Regions from separate parts of the Homo sapiens genome. Here region 2 is linked to region 1. A link is a contact called in ENCODE Hi-C or POLR2A ChIA-PET data. All regions are on one chromosome and are shown on one strand. Each heading gives the region's core, a stretch centred on a gene start or an enhancer-like site at or near the end of the contact. The rest is flanking DNA. Distances are from core to core; before and after follow the strand shown. Region 1 holds the start of RASD2 (RASD family member 2). Region 2 overlaps TOM1 (target of myb1 membrane trafficking protein).

Region 1 (7,213 bases), core at 2,202-4,701:
GCTCGGTCCCCACTCAAAAGAGCTCACATGCTAATGGGGGTGACGAGGCATGTGTCCAAAATATGAAGCAGGAAGTAACACCGGCTACGGAGGAAGTAATCATGGTGAAGGCCATTATGTGTGAAGCACTTCGCAGTTTATTTTAATCCTCCCAACAACTCCACGAGGCAGCTACTATTGTAACACCCACTTTTACAGGCCAAGAAACTGAGGCTTAAAGAGAGGACCAGTTACCCACAGCACAAGAGCCAGGCTTTGGTGCTGTGGGAGCCCAGAGGAGGAGATTCACACCATTAGAAAGGCTGGGAGTAAGTTTTGTGGGGAGAAGTGTGGACACAGTGCTTTGAAGAATGTGTAGGAGTTTGATGGGTAAATACAGAGAAAAGGGTATCCCTGATAAGAAACCAGCATACACAAGCTCAGAGGAGGGATAGCTTCTCTTCTTTAGAGACCCGGAAGTGATTTGATTTTGCTGGAATGGAGGTTGAGTGCAGGGCATGGTGGGAATCACGTCCTGGTTGGAGGCCTTGTTCGCTAGGATAAGGAATTTAGATTTTTAGACTTTATATCTTTTTTTTTTTTTTGAGACAGAGTCTTGCTCCGTCGCCCAGGCTAGAGCACAGTGACACGATCTCGGCTCACTGCAACCTCTGCCTCCTGGATACAAGCAATTCTCATGTCCCAGCCTCCCGAGTAGCTGGAATTATAGGCGCACACCACCACGCCTGGGTAGTTTTTATATTTTTAGTATAAAATTATTATATTTTATATTTTTAGTAGTAGGGTTTTGCTATGTTGGCCAGGCTGGTCTCAAACTATTGGCCTCAAGTGATCCTCCCATCTTGGCCTCCCAAAGTGCTGGGATTATAGGCGTGAGCCACCACACCCAGCCCAAGATTTTATATCTTAAGCAATGGGGAGCCCTTGAAAACTCTTGAGCAGGAGGTGGCAGTTTTAGAACAGGGCTAAAATGGTCACAGGTTATATGGGAGAGAGAGGGTGACAGGGAGCCCAGGGACGAAGGGGGCAGCTATGACAAAGGGTCTGATGAGGGATGATAAAGCAAGTGGGTGGGGAGGGGGGAAGGGGAAAATAGGCACATGTGAGAAGTGTGCTGTTGCTACACAAAGCTTCCTTGGGCATCAGTTGATCCCTTATGTGTATTTGCTTATTGACTGAGCCCTACCATACCAGGAGTGGGGGAGGGCAGGAGCAGAAGACAGAGGCTGGGGCAAGTGGACCTCCCAGGGTTCTCACTCCACATGCAGCTCCCCTCGCGACTGGGATATGGTCAGTGGGACATGACCCATTCTGTTGAACAACTCTGCAGAAGCAGGGAGCAATTGGTTCTTGGGCCGTCTGCTACATTTCCGTGATGGAGGTGGCAGAGCTGGCCCAGCGACCTGAGTCTTCCTGACCCCAGCCTTCCAGGTGAAGCGTGCCACCCTGCTCACCTCCCACTGCCAAGTTCACTGCCAGCTCAAGGCTCACAGCCTGTGTGTGTCATGCCCAGCACAAACCCTCCCGGGCTGAAGCCAGTTCCCAGAGGCAAAGTCTGGATGTGGAAAATGCACCAGGCTGCAATCCTGCCACTTGCCACCAGGTGACTTTGGGCACATCCCCTTAGCCCCTCTGTGGCCTAAATTGGGGCATTAAACACAATCAGGTAGTACAGGTACTGCACCCTCCACCCCCACCTGCCCCATCCTCTCTGGTTAACTTTCCTGGAGAATCTCAAGATGTTACAGAGACAAGCAAAGCAAGTCACTTTCCATATTCAAAGTCCCAGGCCATTTTAGTACTTCTGTCATTCTGTGGACCCATCAATATCATACCCATTTTAGAGATGGCACAACCAGGACCCAGAGACTTTTCATGACGGCCCAGGGTCAGATATCTAGGTAGTTACGGAGACAGGACTTGAACGCCAGTCTCTCAGCCAATGGAGCTGACCCCTCAGGTGCCCTCCCAGACCCCTGCGTCCTCTCATGAGGTAGGGAGGCCAGATCTGGGTTGGGGGTGAGGCTGGCAGACATCCCTGAGGTCCAGGGATCTGGAACTGAGGGACACAGACACAGCATCCCATCCCTTTGCTGTATCACACAACGAGAACATTCTCTTTTAAGCCTCCTGATATGTGAAGGAGAAAGTCTCTGTTAGGTGCTAATGGGTATTTAACACCTCTCCAAACCTTGCCAATCTCCCTTTTTCACTGAGGGCACACATCTCAAGCCTTGGCAGGCCACGGTTTCCAGCTGGAATTTAATAACCTTGCTTTGTTTTCACTGTGCTTATTTTAACTCTTACTTTCTATTTATGGCAAGTGATACTGATTTCCCATTTAAGGCAGTGATATAATGATTCTCTAAAAAAACGTGTTTAAGGGGTGGGGAAAGTGGATCTGATATTTTAAAAAATATATTAAGTAATAAGTGGTGTGGAGATATGGCCCAGTGAGAAGGCCCGATGTCTGGCCTAGGTCAAGCCCCTCATTTAAAGGTGGGGAGGGAGAATGCAGGCAGGAGACGCAATGCTCAAGGCACCTGGTGTGTCCCCGTCGGCCGTGGTCTCTGAGACTCGCATGCCTCGAAGACCTCTGGCTACTAAGCCTAGGTGACTCCCCGCCCCTCTGGGCGACACGTGCATGGCCCATGTGCCAGTCCGCAGGGTCCCGTGGGCACCGTGAGCTCGGGAGGGAGGCGGCGGCTGGGACAGGCAGGTTGGACACCTGGGAGGGCACCCGGGGACTTCCGCGAAGGAGGAGGGCGCTGGAACCGTGGCGCGCTCGACCTGGCCGGGCGCAAGCCGCTGGAGACCCCGGCCGAGTGGGCAGGCGGCCGGACCCCATGCGGGTCACCTGCGGCCAGGCCGGGCGTGCGTGTGAGCGCGTGCGCAGACGTCAGCCTCCGAGGCCCGGGCCGCCTTCTGGGCAAGGTGCGCGCGCCCAGCGGCCCCGGCCCCACGCGCCCGGACACGCGGAACCGCAGACCGCGGCGCCCCGGAGGCCGCGAAAGGGATGGGCGGGGCCGGGCCGCGGGACCCGCCTCCCATTGGCCGGGCGCCGGGGCGAGGCGGGGCGCCGGGGTGGGGCGGGGCGAGCGGGCTCTGGGGGGCAGACGCTGGCGCTGGGCGGCGGGAGGCGCGGCTCGCGGGGGGCCGAAGGAGCAGGTGGGCGACGCTCGCAGGGGCGCGGGAGGGTGCCGCTGGGACCGTCATCAGGAGCCTGGGGTTCTGCCACCTTTCGGAGGGATCAGCGACCTCTTCGCCCTGCGGGTGACAGTGGGGCATCTGCCTGCGAGAGGGGGAAGGAGGGAGAACCCAGGGCCACACACAAAGTTCTCCTCATCTGGGGACAGGAGGAGGTGAAGGAGGAGGAGCCGGGTTGATGCTAACTTGGAGCTGCGAAACCTTGGGGCGGCGTTCAAGGCCCCCTCCCACACGCGCGCAGAGCAGAGCGCCCTGCTCCTCCTTCAGCTGCTGGCGTCGCCGCGCGGGGAGAAAGAAGCCGTCCCTCCGGCGCTGGGAGAGCTGCAGAGCCGCGGGCAGAGAAGGAGGCCGCGGCCGAGCCCGGCAGCCCGATACCCCCCATCCGAGCGACCCCCTTTGGGGCAGGCGGAGAAGGTGGCATAGGCGACCAGGAGGGTTCGCCCACCTGGGACACGCACCCACAGTCACCTCCAAAGGACCCCCCCTCCCCAAGTCTCTAGGAGCTGCTCCTTCATCACTGGAGTCGCCCCTACCTCTCTGCCCCCAGCCCGAGAGCCCCAGGCGGGGACCCCCGGATCGGACGTCCCCAAGCCTCCGGGCACCTGGCTCAGCAGGAGGCCCCCGGCTCGGGGCAGGGCAGGGCCGGCGGCGGCGAGCCGGAGCCCGCCCCCTGCCCGGGCCCCGCCGAGCCCTCGGAGCCCACCCATGGGGCACCTGCCCCTTGCGCCTCCTTGCCCGGCCGCGCCCAGCCCGGCGTCCCGAGCAGCGCAGGGGAGGATCCCCGCGCAGTGACCCGGGAGCCACCACAGACTCTGGGAGGCTCGGCGGCTGGAGCAGCAGGCAGCTCCCCGCAGCTCCCGGCGCTTCCAGGCAGCTCTCTGAGCCGTGCCAGAGGCCCGGCCCGCCATTCCCAGGTAGGAGACGCCCCAACAGAGCTGGGCATCTGGGGGAAGTGGAGCAGCCGGGAAGAAAGGGTAGAGGCTTGGAGGAGGAAAGCTCAGTGATTCCTTAGATGACCAGAGAAAGTGAAATTGATTGAGCACCTACTATGTGCCGGGATCGTCTGGCAACTTTGCATACCTAGAGAGAATTAAATTCGTTGAGCACCTACTGTATGTGTCAAACTGAGTGCTATACCCTTGACTTAATCCCAGGAAAGAAAGATTTATTGAGCTTCTACTATGTGCTAGTTTTGGTGCCACAGGCTTTGCATTTAAAGAGCTAGAGTAATAGCCCATTTAAATAGGAGGAAACGGGGGCTCAGGGAAGACGAGTCAACTACCACAAACACTCCTGTCCCTCTTCTGGAGCTGGCTGCAGCCTGCATTACCTGGAGGTGGGGAAGGAAGATTAAGAAGCTCCTTCGTTATCCAGAGTTCTTGAGCTTTTTCTGGGTTGGTGCAGAGTGAGTTTCCTGGATGATTCCCTTCCCAGGAGGGGTTTCCTGTAACTTAGCTGTCTTGGAGGGCCCGGAAGGCAGCTCTGGAGGCCTCTCTGTGCCCTCCCCTCCCCTTGTCCCCAGCACCAGGAGGATGACAGGGGATGTTGTCCAAGACCTCATGGAAGGTGGGAAGCCAGGCTGGGAGGGAGCAGCCAGGTCAGGAGCCAGTGAATCAAGCCTCCTGTGGTGTCAGAGACAAGATGGGGTCCCTGCAAGACCTGCGCCTGCATTCCAGTCCAGCCTCACCAGGCTGCTCTAGGCAGCCCCACGACTGCCAAGATAAAGTGCCACGAAGAAAAGAACCCAGCATGTGTTCAGGTTTGCTGCGGGTCAAGAGCTGGGTCAGCCTCCAGACTTATTGGAAACCCAGGGCCACACAGGGGGTTTATGTCTTACCATTAACAGAGGAATAACCTGAGCCCCAGGAAGCCAAGTCATTTGCCCAGGGCTGCCGGGCTGGTGAGAGGCAGAGTTGGCCTGCCAGAAGTGGATGCCTGCCTACCTTCTACCACCTGAGCTGCCAAGGGTGGTGGGGTTGGCTTTGCCAAGCTCCCGGACTCTCAGAGTGGCAGCTGGAAGCCAGTGATGGCAATGTGCGTGTCCAAAGAGGCTGAGTGTGCACTGATGGAGGAGGCATGGGGGTGTGGAGGAGGGGCAGTGCAGTGAAACAGGCTCTGGGGCATACACCGGGAGGACACGTCCAGACTCTTGTCCTGCTGCCTGTGCCCGTGTGACCCCTTCATCTTTCAGGCAGGCCCTGGGAGAGAGGCTCAAGGGAGAAGTGGTGAATCCACAGGTGCACTTGCTCAGAGGTGGCTGGCAGGGTTAGGGGAGAATCCTGGGAGGTGCCTGCCCCCTTTCCGCTCCGCTGCCTGCAGGGAGAGAGGGAGTGAGAATATAGTATGTCTCGGCGTCATCCCCCCGCCTGATGCCAGCTGAGGCTTCACTGAGACAGACAGTGTTTTGGAAAAGACCAGTTTTGGCTGGGGGTGGGTTTTCATAGAGTTAAGAGCCCAGACTTTGAAGCCAAACAGCCTGGTTCTGATCCCAGCCCAGCTAGTCATCTGCTGTGTGAACTGGGGCAAGTGACTTAACCTCTCTGAGCATCAGTGTCCCCATCAGTCAAGTGGGCTGATGGATGCCTTCCTGGCTGTGGTTACTGTGCCCCCAGGATGGCGTCCCCTCATCTCTGCTCTGGGAACTTTCTGGCTTCCACCTGTCCTCAGAATGGCCCTGTGATGGGGTCAGTAGTCACAGTATGTGCATTCAGATACCTGTGCCGCTAGGGGGTCTCCGTTGAATTTCCTGCCTCTCTGAGCCTCCTCTCTCTGATTCCTTACTTCCCCTCTCTGATTCCCTGCCTCCTCTCTCTGACTTCCTGAAATCCATTCAGTCACTGATATTGGACTCTAAATTCCCAAAGGGCTCTTCAAACTCATCCCTGTCTGCTCCTCGCTGTATGAGGTCAGCCTGGCTGAGGATGGAGAAGGGAGAACAGGCTGCAGAGGAGAGATGTGCCTACGAGGGTGCCCATGGTGCCACCTCTGGGGGAAGAGAGGGAAGAAAGATGTGGAGGCAGGAGGCGGAGCCCACAGAGGCACTGTCCCCTGGCGTCCAGGTGTCCAGATGTCTCACACAGCCCCACGTGGCTCAGGCCATGTGAAGAATCAGTCTTCTCTCAGAGATAAAAACCACAGAGGATTTTTTTTCTCTTTTTCCCCACCCTGATTCCCTGTCTCTTATTTCTGACTCCTTGCCTCCTCTATCTGTCACCTTGCCTCCTCTCTCTGACTCTTTGCCTCCTCTCTGACTCCCTGCCTCCTCTCTCTGTCTCCCTGCCTCCTCTGTCTGACTCCCTGCCTCCCCTCTCTGTCTCACTGCCTCCTCTCTCTGACTCTCTGCCTCCTCTCTCTGACTCCCTGCCTCCTCTCTCTGATTCCCTGCCTCTTTGACCCTCTGCCTCCTCTCTTTGACTCCCTGCCTCCTCTCTCCGATTCTCTGCGTCTTTGACTCCCTGCCTCCTCTCTCTGACTCCCTGAAGCTCATTCAGTCATTGCTATCAACTCGTCTGTACCAAGCTCTAGGCTGGAGGCTGGGCAGGGCAATGATGGAGACAAATACTGTCCCTGGGAGCTTCTGGCCCCTTTCCCATCCTGTTTAGACAGAAGTGACCGCCAGCAGAGTCAAGCTGTCTGCAGAAGGACTTGGGGAGGGGGCTGTCATGGGGTAGGGCTTCTTTCCCCCCATCTCTGCTGAAGGCCCAGGCTGGCTGAGACAGCCCCGGCAGAGACTGAGAAGGGCTCCCTGCTGTGGTCTGGCAGCCCCCTCTCCACCCTCCTCTCTCTCATTTCCTGCCTCCCACACGTATGCCCTGGGCACCTCATCAGGGCTGCCCTAGGGGAGGGCCCTCCTTGGCACAGCCCCTGGGCCAGTCAGGTGGTTGAGGCTGAGGAGAGAAGGTCCCAGAGTGGGGCTTCAGGCAAACCCAAAGACAGAGCCCTTTGCCATTTGATGAATGCACAGACCCTTTATTGAGCCCCTGCTCTGTTCATGGCATGGCAGTTT
Region 2 (7,213 bases), core at 3,487-5,986, 230 kb before region 1:
CACTTCTTACCTGGGGAGTTTTAGAAAACCTTTCTTTATCTCACTGACATTTCCTTTTGTTAGGTACTATAGTTAGTTACATCGACTTTAACATTGTGGGTTGCGGAAGCAATACCCTCTGTAAGGTATTTTAGGGTTTCTCTTGTGGTTTATGGTTAAAAAAAATACAGGGGAGAGGCAGCCAGGGTTTTGAGGAAGGGTGGCTCAGCAAATTAGGAGATGGATGGAACTTTCCACGCTGGGTCTGGAAAGAGTTATTCCTTTGGAAAATAGTTTTCAAGACAAGTTTCTGGCTGAAAAAAAAATAGCTTCTGCATATTTGTGATTTAAAAATCTCTTATGGGGTGCTTGAAATTCTCAATCATGTTGTGGTTGATATGTTTGTAGAGGATAGCATTTATTTTGGTGCTTGAAATGTATACACTCCTCCTCACACATCCCTGGAAGGTGAGTGCTTTGGTCATCTTTATTCTGTAGAGGAGGAACTGAGGCACAGAGAGGCCGAGGAGTTACCCAGGCTCACACAGCTGGTAGGTGCTGGAGTCTGGGCAGGATTTGTCTGTGTCTGCATCCCATCCTCCCAACTTTTCCATCTCACCGATTCCCCCTTAGAACTGAAAGAGGCCAGGCGCAGTGGCTCACACCTGTAATCCCAGCACTTTGGGAGGCCAAGACAGGCAGATCGCCTGAGGTCAGGAGTTCAAGACCAGCCTGGCCAACATGGTAAAACCCCATCTTTACTAAAAATACAAACATTAGCTGGATGTGGTGGTGGGCGCCTGTAATCCCAGCTACCCTGGAGGCTGAGACAGGAGAATCGCTTGAACCGGTGAGGCGGAAGTTGCAGTGAGCCAAGATCGTGCCACAGCACTCCAGCCTGGGCAACAGAGTGAGACTCCATCTCAAAAAAAAAAAAAAAAAGAGAGAGAACTGAGAGACCTGCTGGGTTTCCCTTTGAGTGACAACATCTGTGTCCATCTAGAATGAATTCGTTCAGTAGTGGCTTCTTCTGTATTTCTGCCTAACCTTCTTGACCACATTGGTTTCATCCTCGTGCTTGCATTCTCACGGTAGGAAGCACAGGTGAAAGTACCAACTGTCTGTGTCTCTGTTACCAAGAAAGCAAAACCTTCCCCAGGAGCCGCCCAAGAGACACCCGCTTCCATCTCTGTGGCCAGAAGTCCCAGGGCTACTTCTGGCTGCAAGGGGGTCTAGAAAAGCTAAATGCTGTGAGCCCAGGGGGAGCATCTTCCACAACTATTGGAGTCAGCTCCACATGGTAGGGTTAATAAAAATTTCACATAGTCACTGAGTACAGTAATAGAAATACAGTATCTAGCAAGGACAGGTAAATGTGGCGTGTGGGTTCCCACACTGCATTTCCAGATGGACAGCATGGCTGGCCTATATCCAGAGGGGTCGGTCAGAATAGGGTGAAGGCTCTGGAGATCATTATCAGAGTGGAGTGGTCACAGGTCCTGAGGATGTTGGAGGACAGATTAAGGAGGGACGTGGTACTTTTTAAAAGTATTCAAAGGGTCACGGTGGCTCACGCCTGTAATCCCAGCACTTTGGGAGGCCAAGACGGGTGGATCACGAGGTCAAGAGATCGAGACCATCCTGGCCAATGTGGTGAAACCCTGTCTCTACTAAAAATACAAAAATTAGCTGGGCATGGTGGCACACGCCTGTAGTCCCAGCTACTCGGGAGGCCGAGTGAGGCAGGTGAACTTCAACCCAGTAGTTGGAGGTTGCAGTGAGCCGAGATCGTGCCACTGCACTCCAGCCTGGGCAACAGTGAGACTCTGTCTCAAAAAAAAAATGTATTCAGAGGATTGCAAGTTGGAAGAAGGATTAGGATTTCCACACAATAGCTAGTAAGGGATCAATGAGTGCCCAAGTGTGGAGGTGTTTCATTTACACTGTTATAAAGGTTTATTGTGCTGGTGAATACAGCCTCATCTTTCATTCAGTCATTCAGCAAACAGGTACTGCAGGTTTATCATGGCCCAGGTCCCATCTGGGGTAGACAGTTAGTCCATTTGTGAGCTATAACCGCCACCCTTAAAGAGCTCACAGACTCCTGGGAGAGAGAGATGTAGAAACAAAGAGATCGCCCAACAGAGTTATTTTAATCACTCCACTAAGCAGTGCTTAGAGTTGTGGTCTGTGGAAAATGCTACTGGCTGCTAGCTGGAAGGAATAGGCCCTGGCGGGGTGGGGGGTGTCAGGGCAGACTCCACCAGGAGACCTGACCTTTGATCTGGGCTTAGGAGCACGAGTTGAGGTGGGGAGGAGCACATTTCTTCCTGGAAGAAGGGCAGTGTGTTCAGAAGCACAGAAGCCTGAGGAGGGTGATGGGGTGGCTGCGGGCGATCAGCTGAGCTGGTGAGTGGGAGTGGGAGGAAGGACTGGGCCAGGTCTCAGTGCCGGCTCCCGAGGGCTTCAGTGGAGCCCGGTGCCTTCAGGTCCATGCCGTAGTTGTCCACCGCGGAGCAGTCCCGTGGGAAGGCCAGGGCAGCTGGACCTCACTCCTTAAAGAGGAATATTAATCACGAATACTTTGAGCTGCAGGTAACAGGAAACGCAACCAGCAGAGTCTGAAACCACCACAACAACGCACTTTGTTTACCTAGCAAGAAGCCTGAAGGTTGGCAGTTTCAGGGTGGGTTTGACAGCTCCACGATGTCTCAAAACAGCCAGACTCTTTCTTGTTCTGTCCTTAGCCTGGTGGCTAATCAGTGAAATACAGTGATTGTTGTTCTGGGAAGGCAGGGTAGGCAGGGGCAGTCAGCATCGAACTGAGCACCTAGGCAGTGCAGAGCCTCAGTCGGTCATTCCAAAAGTATGTAATGCCCCCCTCTGCTCTGTTGCACCAGAAGGTGGGCCCCAGAAGGTCTGCCCCAGGCAGGCAGAGGCAGTCTTCACAGGGACAGAGCAGAGTGGAGAGCACACAAGTTTGGAGCACGCAGGCCTGGCTTTGCATCTAGCAAGTCACAAACCTCTGCACATTGGCTGCCCCCACGACAGTTGGGGATGTGGGGAGGTGACACAAATGGAGGTCCTCCGAGCATCCTGCACAGGCTGACACTTCTTCACTGAATGATGGCTGTCATTGTTCTCCATGATGTTGTTATTGTCATGGTGCAGGATGAGGAGTGACACGGTCTACCCAGAAGGAGGCACCACTGAGGAGCCAACCCTGGGTGGGGCTTAGAAGATGAGGGGAGTTCGGCTGGGCACGGTGGCTCACGCCTGTAATCCCAGCACTTTGGGAGGCCGAGGCGGGTGGATCACAAGGTCAGGAGTTCAAGACCAGCCTGGCCAAGGTGGTGAAACCTCATCTCTACTAAAAATACAAAAAAAAATTAGGCGGGCGCCTGTAATCCCAGCTACTTTGGGGGCTGAGGCAGAGAATTGCTTAAACCCAGGAGACGGAAGTTGCAGTGAGCCGAGATCGCACCACTGTACTCCAGCCTGGGCGACAGAACAAGACTCCGTCTCAAAAAAAAAAAAAAAAGACAAGGGGAGTTCAGGAGTTCAGCTGACTCATTCCTCCTCTTCATCAGCACACCTGGCACTGTCTCAGCACCTGGTCTTTCCTGCCATGGAAACGACCTTTTGGAATTGTCAGTTGTGGCCTCCCACTGGACTGTAAACCACCACTGGGGCAGGACCTTGCTGGATTTGCTCACTGACGTCTCCCTGTAGCCTGGACAGGTGTTGAGAATGTTTGAGAAGCACATAGCATCGTGGTTATGAATATGGACTTGAGAACCAGACTTCTCTGGCTTTGAATCTGCTGTGCATCTCACAAACTGTGTGACTGCAGGCAAATTGCTGCCTTCTCCATGCCCCTGAGTTTATTCATCCTCTGTCTTAAAGGTTGTGGTGACGGGTGACTGAGGGTGTGACGTGCTTATTAGTCCCATGCCTGGTGCATGCTGAGTGCCAGATGAGCATGTGAACTGGATGAGCCTGACTGAATGAGGAATGGCATTGCAGACAGAAGCTCAGAGGCGTGAGAGGGCAAGCCACATAGAGGAAGGGGGTACAGCTGACTGTGGCTGACGCCAGCCCCTGGAGAGTTCAGGCTTTTGATCCTCAGGCAGTGAGGGTGATGGACAATGTTTAAACAGAGGAAGTTGTGCTTGGAGTTATGTTTGAGTAGAGCGTGGAGGTGACAGTGCAGGCCTGGGGAGGTGGCAGCTTGAGCCAGAGCTGTCTCAGTGATCATGAGACTGTTGGAATGTGCAGGATGGGAGCGAGCGGGCTCCAGGCTGCTTCCCAGAAGGCTGGTGTGGAAAGGGGTGATACTGGCCGGACACAGTGGGCAGTGGCTCACACCTGTAATCCCAGCACTTTGGGAGGCCAAGGCGGGTGGATCACTTGAGGTCAGGAGTTCGAGACCAGCCTGACCAACATGGTGAAGCCCCATCTCTACTAAAAATACAAAACTTAGCCAGGTGTGTTGGCAGGTACCTGTAATCCCAGCTACTCGGGAGGCTGAGGCAGGAGAATCGCTTAAACCCGGGAGGCAGAGGTTGCAGTGAGCCAAGATCGTGCCACTGTACTCCAACCTGGGTGACAGAACGAGACTGTCTCAAAAAAAAAAAAGAAAGAAAGGGGTGATACCATACCATGGCCCCCATCTCTGATCCTGCCCGTGGTGTGGCGTGTCTTTGGTGACTACTCATTCTTTCTCTTGGCCCAAGTCATAGTCATTGTAGCTCGGTTACTCATTGCTAGCCTTTCCTGATGTCATACTGACATTGTCTGGCTGCAAGGTCACAACATCCTGTGAGGCAGGCAGTCTTATCCTGATTTTACGGGTGCAAAAACAGAGACTCAGAGGGGCTGGATCTTTGCCCACATTCTATGAGTTAGGTCAGGCCAGACTCGTCCCACTCCACCCTCATCTCCATGAGGGGCAGGTGGGTCTTGCCATCATGCCAGGCAGATTATCTGGAGCCCTCCAGGGAGGTGGTATCTGCACCAGACCCAATAGGGAGAGGACAGACTGCTGTAAGGACGCACAGGTGCCCAGTGATCCGAAGCCACAGGCTTGCCAGCCATAAACAACTGCAAAGCCGCCTGATGACAGGTGGAGGATTGCAGGGCCCGGTTCTGTCAGGAGCTGGAAGACAAGAGCACAGCTGCTACCCGGAGGCCCTTGAAGGTTACAGCTCCGAGGTCGGGGAATCAGTTGTCATTCTCTTGGTAACTGGCAACCACTGTCCGTGTTTTTATTCCCCCTTCTTAAAATAGCAAGCTGAATTACTTCTGTGGTGAAGAACAAAAACAAAGCAAATATTGCCAGGTTCCTGTGGGTTTAAAATTCTGCCCTGATGGAATATGCCTACCCTGTGGGCATCTGAAGGAAATCCACATGATTCACCGCAATCCTGTTGTCCACACCTGGACCTGGAGGAACCTGGAGGAACCTAGAAGGGGTTGGCAAGTGATGGTCTGGGCAGATGTCCCACAGCCTCCCAACAGCTGTCTTGTACTGGAATTGCTCAGATCTGCCTTGTCCCGATTTTGTCTCCTCCTCCTCTTCCTCTCCCCTTTCTCGTTTAGGCCACATATCCCCTCCCACCCCGCAGAAAACCTCCGTCTTCTGATTGGCTCTGCCCACTACTGCCTGCTGCCACTCATGGCTCAGGAGCTTGCCTGCACTGCTTGGGTCACATCAGACTCATGCACGGGGTGGGGGCGGGGGGTCCTTCTGCTCCCACCTGATTGCCGGGTATGGGATTTCTCTTATTTATCAATGTCCCCGCTTCCCTTTAAAAGCCACTTACTTGCCTTTCCAAAACAACCACAGCCTCTCCTGAAACACTGATGTTCCCTCCTCCAGGAGATGAGAGGTGCCCATCGTTTTCAGGGGGTACTGGGGACAGAAGAGGATCTGATGGTGGGGACCACTGAGAGGCCTGCCGGTGGAGCTCAGGGAGGAGAGGGCCAACTCCCTGTGTGGTCAGGAAGGACACTTCTGGGAAAACAGTGTTCCCCGCCCCTGCTGAGAGATGCGGATGGCACAGAAGCCTCAGGCACCTGCGCCACAGCGTCAGCGGCTGCCCCGCCCTTACCTCTGTGTGCCCTTTGCAAGTTGGTGATCTCTCTGTGCTTCAGTTTCCTCATGAGATGAGGGCAATAATGCACACCTTACAGTGTGTTAAAATTAAATCTCATTCTTCATGTGAACAGCTAATGCTGCTTGATATTCTATGGCATATAACTTGGGAAGTTAAAATATTATTATTGTGGAAGGGCATGCAGGCCAGGTCGAAGACTAGGGAGACACGGAAGGATTTGGGCAGGAAGGACACTGTCATTTTCAGGTTTCAGAAAGTTCCTTCTGGACAGTGTGGAGAATGGGTGGGAGGAGGGAGGCAGGAGGAGGGAAGAAGCTGAGGCGGTAGTCTAGCGGGAGGATGGTGGCCGGGCTGGGGCAGGGGCAGTGGCAGAGGGGATGGTGTGATGGACAGAGATTTGGGAGCTGACTTGGCAGGACTTCGTGGCCTTTAGGTGTGGCTAGGGAGGGAGATGACACTAATCCTCTGGCCTGTGTGACTGGGGCTTGCTGAGATGTGGCCTGTGGCAGAGGAGCAGGTTCTGTAGGTTAACACTGACTGACATGACTAACCCCCGCCCCAAAACCCTCCAAAGCAGGGCACGGCCCTCTGCTCAGAGGGACACTTGTTTGGCCCGCTCTGTTCTTCCCAGGTGGCTCTATAAGTGTGGAACCCCCAAGGGCAGGGGTGTGGTACAAAGAAGCCACACTCAGTAAACCTTCACAGGATGGACAACTCTGTCTCTCAGCCCTGTCAGAGGAGCTTTCCTCATCCCCTCCTCCAGGCCTGATCTAGGGGTAAAGCAACCGCCCTCTGCCTCAGCCGCCTGGCATGTGTCCTGGGCCACCCTGGCATCCGTCTGGCTCAGGACCTGAGGGTAGAACTGAAGTTGGGCCAATTGCAAAACCAAGGTCTCAGAGCCACAGTTTTAGTGTTGGTTGAGCCAGCCTGGCTAGAAGAGGGCCCTGTCCAGTCCCGCAGAAACTGCCCTCCTCTGTCCTCCGGCAGACTGGGTTTAGCAGGCACTGTGGCTTCTTTTGGGCACCTTAAAGCAGGGACCATGCCCACCGAGTCCACCATGGTATCCCAGTGCCTGGAACCGGCTTGGCTTACAAATAGCCGTGTAGCAAGCGAAG

What was found. A loop is a pair of places that touch in the nucleus more often than their neighbours do. ChIA-PET counts read pairs that join two places held with the same protein, here RNA polymerase II (POLR2A). Pooled maps may share reads with other maps.
Region 2: a pooled map shows a loop between it and region 1 (2.2-fold over the local background). The contact joins the enhancer-like site here to the promoter of RASD2 in region 1. A Hi-C loop is called at or near these places in 1 of 168 maps with a recorded cell type or tissue (CD4-positive, alpha-beta T cell) and 9 of 50 pooled maps. POLR2A ChIA-PET finds 5 or more read pairs at or near these places in 1 of 52 experiments (activated CD8-positive, alpha-beta T cell).

The regions. Positions count from the first base shown.
Region 1 is chr22:35,537,380-35,544,592 of GRCh38, forward strand. It overlaps RASD2 (RASD family member 2), which reads left to right and starts at 3,452. Exons shown (of 3, transcript NM_014310.4): 1 at 3,452-4,121. RefSeq lists enhancers at 2,114-2,676, 2,677-3,239, 3,240-3,802 and a silencer at 2,924-3,143.
Region 2 is chr22:35,308,740-35,315,952 of GRCh38, forward strand. All of the region lies in intron 1 of TOM1 (target of myb1 membrane trafficking protein), which reads left to right. Among named protein-coding and RNA genes, the nearest start is that of TOM1, 12 kb to the left of the region's middle. RefSeq lists a silencer at 497-566 and enhancers at 2,383-2,662, 5,112-5,211. Within about 2 kb of position 4,737, at least 23 of the 41 ENCODE cell types and tissues checked have a DNase peak (open chromatin) inside an H3K27ac peak, as active enhancers do.